Regions from separate parts of the Homo sapiens genome. Here region 2 is linked to region 1. Evidence: chromatin loops called from intact Hi-C (ENCODE). Cell type or tissue: PC-9. All regions are shown on one strand.

What was found. Peaks named below come from ENCODE experiments on the same cell type or tissue, not always from the same donor. Only the 100,000 strongest peaks of a DNase experiment are listed, where the experiment ranks them.
Region 2: it touches region 1 in a loop (4-fold over the local background); 4 of 110 quality-filtered maps call a loop at or near these places.

What each region holds. Positions count from the first base shown.
Region 1 is chr4:169,742,628-169,746,627 of GRCh38, reverse strand. All of the region lies in intron 4 of HPF1 (histone PARylation factor 1), which reads left to right. Among named protein-coding and RNA genes, the nearest start is that of HPF1, 13 kb to the left of the region's middle. In PC-9, no CTCF peak of the experiment used is centred here; no DNase peak of the experiment used is centred here; H3K27ac peaks cover 488 bases.
Region 2 is chr4:168,993,382-168,997,381 of GRCh38, reverse strand. All of the region lies in intron 4 of CBR4 (carbonyl reductase 4), which reads left to right. Among named protein-coding and RNA genes, the nearest start is that of CBR4, 15 kb to the left of the region's middle. RefSeq lists enhancers at 1,459-2,264, 2,265-3,071. In PC-9, a CTCF peak has its summit at 1,650 (motif pointing left); no DNase peak of the experiment used is centred here.

The DNA of each region.
Region 1 (4,000 bases):
TGATCAACACATTTTTATCTTTAGTTATTATTAAATCTTGTGTCTGCAAGATTTAATAGTAACTAAAGAAATGCCAATTTAACCAGCAAAGATTTTTTTTAAAGGTTAAAGAATGGTAATAACCAATGATGGTTAGGGTATAAGAACCCTTACTGATGTGTTAATTGGTAAAACTTTTGTAGAAAGCAGTTTGAAAAATGTTTAATGTTAACATTTGAAAAATGTTAACTTAGAAAGCATATTCTAAGATTTCTTAATAGGTGACATTGTCAGGTACTATGTGAAGTACACATTTATACCCTTAAGTTAGCAATTTCACTTCTAGCTGTTTATTAAAGGGATTTTGGACAGGTACAGAAATATGTGTATTACAGATTGTTTATCAAATGAAAAATTGGCAACATATCCAGCAATAGGGAAGATTAGGTAAATATAAACTATCCATATACTATAATACTTTGGTATTGATTTGTTGAATTTGTTATGAAGTGGGCAAATAACAATAGTGTAGAATGATTCCATTTCATACTGTCTAATGCATATGGAAGTAAACATAATTCTTAAATAACTTTGAACAACAAAGGAATGATTTTTTTTTTCCTTCTGCCTTATTTATTTTCCTAAAATAACTGGGGTAAACAGTTTTGACCTTGGGTCAGGGACCCTTAAGGTCAAAACTATTTGTGATAATAAAATGTTATTTTTGCACCAATGGCACAAAGTAAATAGTGGATAATACTGTTGTCACCTTGGCAGGAATCAAGATAGTGCCACCAGGGTAGCAGCAGTCATTGCATTATTCACAGCAGTAACATGCAAATGTATTTAAAAATGTTTGTGATGGAGCCAGGCATGGTGGCTACTCGGGATGTTGAGGTGGGAGCATTGCTCGAGCCCAGGAGTTCAAGTTCATCCTAAACGACATAGCAAGACCCTGTGCCTGAAAAATGTCAGTGTTGGAGTATACATGTATTAGATGTCTACCATTGAGTTCATCTCTTTAACATTCTGTGATGAAATAGGAAATACATAGAAAGCATTTCTCATACTGAAGTACTGTGGTTTGTCTCAAGGGAAAAAAAAGCCCTTGTATGATTGAATTTTGAGATGAACTTTTCCCCACTTTTAGAAAGAGTGACTCATTGACTGTGTGCCTGTCAAGATTCCCTCTGGTTTTCTGGCTAGAAAGCTCACCCATTTCCAGTTTCTAAGAGTCAGTTCAGTGGCAGAGCCACCAGGGACAAGTAAGACTCTTGGGGGTGCTTTGACCCTGCCTACCTGGGAGCACACTTTTCCCTTCCCTGATGACCTGGGATGGTGGCCAGGCCGTGCCCTTGCTGTCGCTGGGCAGTGTCCTTTTGGAAAGGGAGCTGCCCCAGGGTTTAGTGCAGCTGCCAACCCTGTTAGGCCCGGCCTCTCGAGGCCTCTTCCGACTTCAAGGGTCACACACCCCCAAAGATCCTCTCACCCATGGTAGTTGCTGTGCATGGTTCTGTCTGTCCGTGCACCTATGCACACACACCACCCCACCACCCTACTCTGAAATTGGCGAGTGAGTTGAGAGCCAGCTCTGTGGGGTCATCCCGCAGCCATGGTTGTGCCTGTCCTTCATGGTGGTCTTTCAGGTTATCTTGGCAACATGTACATTGCTTTTCTTTTTTTTTCTTATTGTACAGTCAGTACTATAAAATTTCTCTTTGAGTTTTATACCTTTGTAGCATTTTAGATGACATTGTGTTTGTACTTTGTTGTGTAGAGTGGAAGAATTGTGTTGAATAAACCCAAGATTGGAATGCAAAAAAAAAAAAGAGTGACTCATTGACAAACTGGTTATTTGGGTCTAGCTACTGGCAGGAATTCTCTCAAATGAACCAAAGAAAACAACTGACTATATTTTTTGTCAGTGATAAAATTCAGGGTTTCAAATAAAAATTAGATTGAGAAACTTGTAATACCACTGTGAGCGCAATAGCTTTTTTTCATAATGTTATGTAATGAATTTGATATATAAGTTTCAACACTTACATCTATATAACTTAGTAAACCACTATTTCCAAAGGGCCATTGCATGATGCCATATAACATGCATGGGTACAAATTCATTTGCGTTGAAGACATTCTAATGGATTTAAAGTCACAGCACAAAATGTTCACGTTCATGGTTATGGCTTCAGTTGCACATCGCACCTTATCTTTAAGCATCACACAGTAAAGTGTTAGAGTAGGTTTCGGCAGAGACAAAAACTTACAGAGATAGTCATAATAATGTCATATGTATGGGAAGGCAGCTACCAAGTGCCTTCAATAGTGGCAGAGGTAAAAGAGGATATTTTATGTGGGCTTTGATGGATGCCTAAGAACTTACTAGAAAGAATGGGAAGAAGGATGTTTTAGGTAAGGGAGCAGTATGTGTGTGAAAGTGTGAAAATACGTGGCACAGGGTACTTGAATGGCTATATTGCCGTGCCAGAGTGTTGAGGAAGACTGTAAAGATCGATTGATTCACATAGGACTGACATGATCAAATCTGTATTTTATGGTTGATATAAAAATACCCTCTAGACATACAGCTGGTAATAATTGAAGGTAAGATTTAGTGTAACCGTGTGCTGTAATCAGAAGTTAGATTTTGATGGCTTGGGTTTCTGTGGCATTTTAATCTACCAGTTCTACTGGTAACTCTACGGGTTTAATCTATTAGCTCTCTCAACTTGGGTAAGTTGACTATCCTCTGTGCCTTTTTTTTTTCCTGATAAGTACAATGAAGCTAAGACTAGCACCCACTATAAATGTTCTAACTCCCTAACAGTGTTGCAGGGAATACTACAAACTCTCAGATGTTGGCAGTGAATAGAAGTGAGTTTCTTCCTAGGAGTTGTTACTCCCTCAGCCTTCTTCCTGGAAGTCTGGCACACTCTTGCCGCTCTTCATTTTACTCCTGACCTTTTATATTGATGGCAAAAATCTTAACCTGTTTATGACAAAATATAAAATTATTTCCATAAGTGGCATTAACATGATATATATTCACATACTTTTGAGAACTACTTTGGATTATGCTTTTGTATAAGCTTACAAAGTAGCTTTGCTTTCCTTTTGTGTTTTCTAAATTTTTCTTAACACAAACTTCAACATTAAAAAAAAAATCTATCGACCTTTAGTGTTATAATAGTGTCCTGTCTCTTTAAAAATGAAAAAAAAAAAAAAAAAAAAAAAAAGGCCAGGGGCAGTGGCTCACGCCTGTAATCCCAGCACTTTGGGAGGCCAAGGCAGATGGATCACCTGAGGTCAGGAGTTCGAGACCACCCTGACCAACATGAGGAAACCCTGTCTCCACTAAAAATACAAAAATTAGCTGGGCGTGGTGGCATGTACCTGTAATCCCAGCTACTCGGGAGGCTGAGTCAGGAGAATCATTTGAACCTGGGAGGTGGAGGTTGCAGTGAGCTGAGACCCTGCCACTGCACTCCAGCCTGGGCAACAAGAATGAAACAACATCTCGGAAAAAAAGACAGTTTTTTGTTTTTTTTTTTGAGGCAGTCTTAGGCTGAAGTGCAGTGGCACGATCTCGGCTGACTGGATGGCTGCAACCTCTACCTCCCGGGTTCAAGTGGTTCTCGTACCCCAGCCTCCCGGGTAGCTGTGAATACAGGTGCATGCCACCATGCCCAGCTAATTTTTGTATTTTTGGTGGAGACAGGGTTTCACTATGTTGGCCAGGTTGGTCTCCAACTCCTGACCTTGAGTGATCCGCCCACCTCGGCTTCCAAAAGTACTGGGGTTACAGGCATGGACCACCATGCCTGGTCCCTGAAAATATATACATATATTTTTTTGAGACGGAGTCTTGCTCTGTGGCCCAGGCTGGAGTGCAGTGGCGCGATCTCGGTTCACTGCAAGCTCTGCCTCCCGGGTTCACGCCGTTCTCCTGCCTCAGCCTCCCAAGTAGCTGGGACTACAGGCGCCCGCCATCACGCCCGGCTAATTTTTTGTATTTTTA
Region 2 (4,000 bases), 750 kb after region 1:
GTGTCCCTGTTCCTAAAGAGTTCCTATAAAAATTGAACTGGGTTTTTAATCACATATATGGAACTAAACTAGAAGTATCTTTGCTCTAAATTGGTTTAATGCTTGTCATTTCAGTTATCTTTTCGTCGAGTTAAGAAGTGATAACTTTGTAGCCAATTGGAAACCTCTGACTGTCCAGGTGATGCAGTAGCATCATTTGTTGGACAGTGGCATCTACTGGTAGTCTGTAAATTTTATAGCCTAGTTTGAAAGGCATTGTTAATATATACCTAGCAAAAAGGGGAGTAGAGCACAATTTCCAGAATTTTATAAATGAAGTGAAAGAATGATATGGGGGAGAGTCCTTTGGGGCCAAGGAGAGAGAGCACAGACCGGAAAGTAATACAAGTAGTAAGAAGGGTGTGTGAGTTGTTTAAGGACTATTAATCTCTCTCTTCAGGTCTGTGATACATGATATGGAACCTAAGAGACCATTTATATGTCATGTCCTGGGTTGTGAATATATTTATAAATGAAGATCACGTGGTTCATAACCTTTAATATAAAATGACATGGAAGTTCCATACAGCCCAGAGTAATTTATCATTAGAGACTAGCTTTACATTTTTAATTTAATTTCTGATAAATTTTATTTAATTTCTGATAAAGTGGGGACAGATACATGAGTTTTAAAAAGCTACAGACAGATTATTAGGGCAGTAAAACTATTCTGTCTGCTACTGTAATGGTGGACACATGATATTATGCATTTGTCCAAACCTGTAGAACTGTACAGTCTAAAGAGTGAACCCTTAGCTTGTGAAGACAAAATGGTATTAATAAATGAATACATAAATATATAAAATAAAGAGTGAACCCTAATGTAAACTATGGACTTTACTTAATAATGTATCAATATTGGTTTATCAGTTGTAATAAATGTGCCACACTAAGGTAAGATGTTAGTAATGGGAAATGGAAAGGGGGGGGTGATGTGAAAAGGGGGTGCATGGGATCTATCTGAACGTTGTGTTCAATTTTTCTGTAAACCTAAAATTCCTCAAAAATGTAAAGTTTATAAATTTTTTAAAAAGCTACAGAAAATGAAGAGAGGCTCTTTGGACATGTTCATGTCCTCCATAGAAAATAACATAATCAAAGAGGAAAAACCAGCATTGGTGAATTCATCCCTTCCTTTCAACTTGGCCTCTCTCACCCACTTTACTTTTAGTGCAGAGTTCAGTGATGGCTAGCAGCTGTCCCCTGATATTTGTTATTCCAAGTATCCATTCATAGGTCTGGGGAGAGATTGTGGCAAGCTTTCCCTAAATAAATCACACCCTTATCTTCTAAGCTTGAGCAGTGGAGGGAGACTTTTCATTCGAGGTGGGTGGCTGAACATCATCATTCCTGTTCTGGACTTCTTGTAATCATGTTGGATTCAGAGGGCACCACTCTCTCTTGTACAGATCTGACCTAACATAGACATAGACTATAGCAGAGATGAATCCAGGCTATAACATTTAACAAGACCTTATTAAAAGCTTCAAGATGTTAGCCTTTATCTGTTCCATATCTAGCTTACTTGGTTGTTTTTGGGGGATCACATGTCTGTCCTCCAAACTGGAAACGTCTAACTCTCCAGGAGATGCAGTAGCATTATTTGTTGGACAGTGGCACCTACTGGTAGTTTGTAATGTTTATAGCCTAGTGTGAAAGGCATTGTAAATGTATACCTAGCAAAAAGGGGAGTAGAGCAAAATTTCCAGAGTTTTACAAATGAAATGAAAGGATGATATGGGGGAGAGTCCTTTGGGGCCAAGGAGAGAGAGCACAGACTAGAAAGTAATACAAGCAGAAAGAAGGATGTCAGCCCATGTCTGTGTGGTAGAGGTCATCTTTCCATCTCACTGGGATTGTCCCTGAAAGTGTCTCACTGCTTAGGTCTCCTTGCCTGTCTAAGGCTTGGAGACCTTCCAGTATCTCATGCCTTATTCTAGATCTGCTTTTTTCCCCGAGGTGAAAAAACCTGTTCAAATGGTCACTCACAACTTTTGTGGCCTTACTTTTTGTCTCCGAAAGGACAAACATATCAGAACTAACATCCACCCAGAAGAAGGGCTGATCAGTTCCTTTCAACACAGCATGGATGAAAACCCAGGTTAGCGTTAGTGCTTCTTGAATTGGAAGTATTCTAACCTCTATGTACCTACCAATGTAAGAACTGAGGGCCCTTTTAAGGGAACTTACATTCCTAAAGTTCAAGTCAAGTTGTCATGAAGAGTACTTAATGAGGCATACTTTTAATCTTTGAATCGTAGTGTTGTAGGGCTAAAAGAAACCTCAGGCCAGGCTGCATGGTGGCTCACGCCTGTAATCCCAGTACTTTGGGAGACCAAGGCAGGCTGATCACCTAAGGCCAGTAATTTGAGACCAGCCCAACCAACCTGGTGAAACCCTGTCTCCACTAAAAATACAAAATTAGCCTGGTGTGGTGATGCATGCGTGTAATCCTAACTACTCGGGAGGCTAAGGCAGAAGAATTGTTTGAACCCGGGAGGCGGAGGTTTCAGTGAGCTGAGATCATGCCATTGTACTCCAGCCTGGGTGACAGGAGCCAAACTCCGTCTCAAAAAAAAAAAAAAAAAAAAAAAAAATTAGCCAGGCGTGGTGGTAGGCGCCTGTTGTCCCAGCTGCTGGGGAGGCTGAGGCAGGATAATTGCTTGAACCTGGGAGGCAGAGGTTGCAGTGAGCCGTGATTGTGCCACTGCACTCCAGCTTGGGTGACAGAGCCAGACTGTCTCAAAAGAAAAAAAGCAAAAAAGAAAAAACAGAAAAGAAACCTCAGAGATCTGTCATTTTCCACCTATTACATTCATTTTATGATACAGAAATGGTCATTCAGTTGCAGATAGTACATGACTGTTGGGATCAGGCCCCCAAATCTGGCCATAAACTGGCCCCCAAACTGGCCATAAACAAAATCCCTGCAGCACCGTGACCTGTTTGTGATGGCCATGACACCCATGCTGAAGTTTGTGGGTTTACCGGAATGAGGGCAAGGAACACCTGGCCCACCCAGGGTGGAAAACCGCTTAAAGGCGTTCCTGAACCACAGACAATAGCATGAGCGATCTGTGCCTTAAGGGCTTGCTCCTGCTGCTGATAACTAGCCAGACCCATCCCTTTATTTCGGCCCATCCCTTTGTTTCCCGTAAGGAATACTTTTAGTTAATCTATCATCTATAGAAAGAATGCTTATCACTGGCTTGCTGTCAGTAAATATGTGGGTGAATGTCTGTTTGAGGCTCTCAGCTCTGAAGGCCGTGAGACCCCTGATTTCCCACTCCACACTATATTTCTGTGTGTGTCTTTAATTCCTCTAGTGCTGCTGTGTTAAGGTCTCCGTGACCGAGCTGGTCTTAGCACGTGACTTTTCTCGGGTGATAGCTTTAATAGTATCAGCAGAGCAGGGAACAGAATCTAGTTTAATGTGTCCTAATCCAGTGGTTTTTTTTAACCACAAAATACTGCCTTTGAGAAAAGGCCAGGCCAGCAGAGTCAGAAGTTGAGCCTGGGATTTGCATAGTCACAAGGTCTTTCTTGCAAACCATTTCTACTGTAGTTTATTGTGTTTTTCTGTTTTTGTTTTTTGGGTTAAAATGCATCGATTTTTATGCTGACAGTTTGTGAGAGTTACTGGGAAGTATTCTATGCTAATTTTGCTAGAGTTTGAAAAGAACTTAAAGGATAATTGTGTCTATCTTTGAGAAGATAACATGAACTTTTACATGTTTTTGACAATTTTTATTCATTCTGCTTTTATTACAAGTGTGAGATGAGGTTTTCTTCCTAGGATACTCTCTGAGGCACTTTTGAAAATACTTTTGTTGGCTGGGCACAGTGGCTCACGCCTGTAATCCTAGCACTTTGGGAGGCTGAGGTGGGTGGATCACCTGAGGTCAGGAGTTCAGGACCATCCTGGCCAACCTGGTGAAACCCCGTCTCTACTAGTAATACA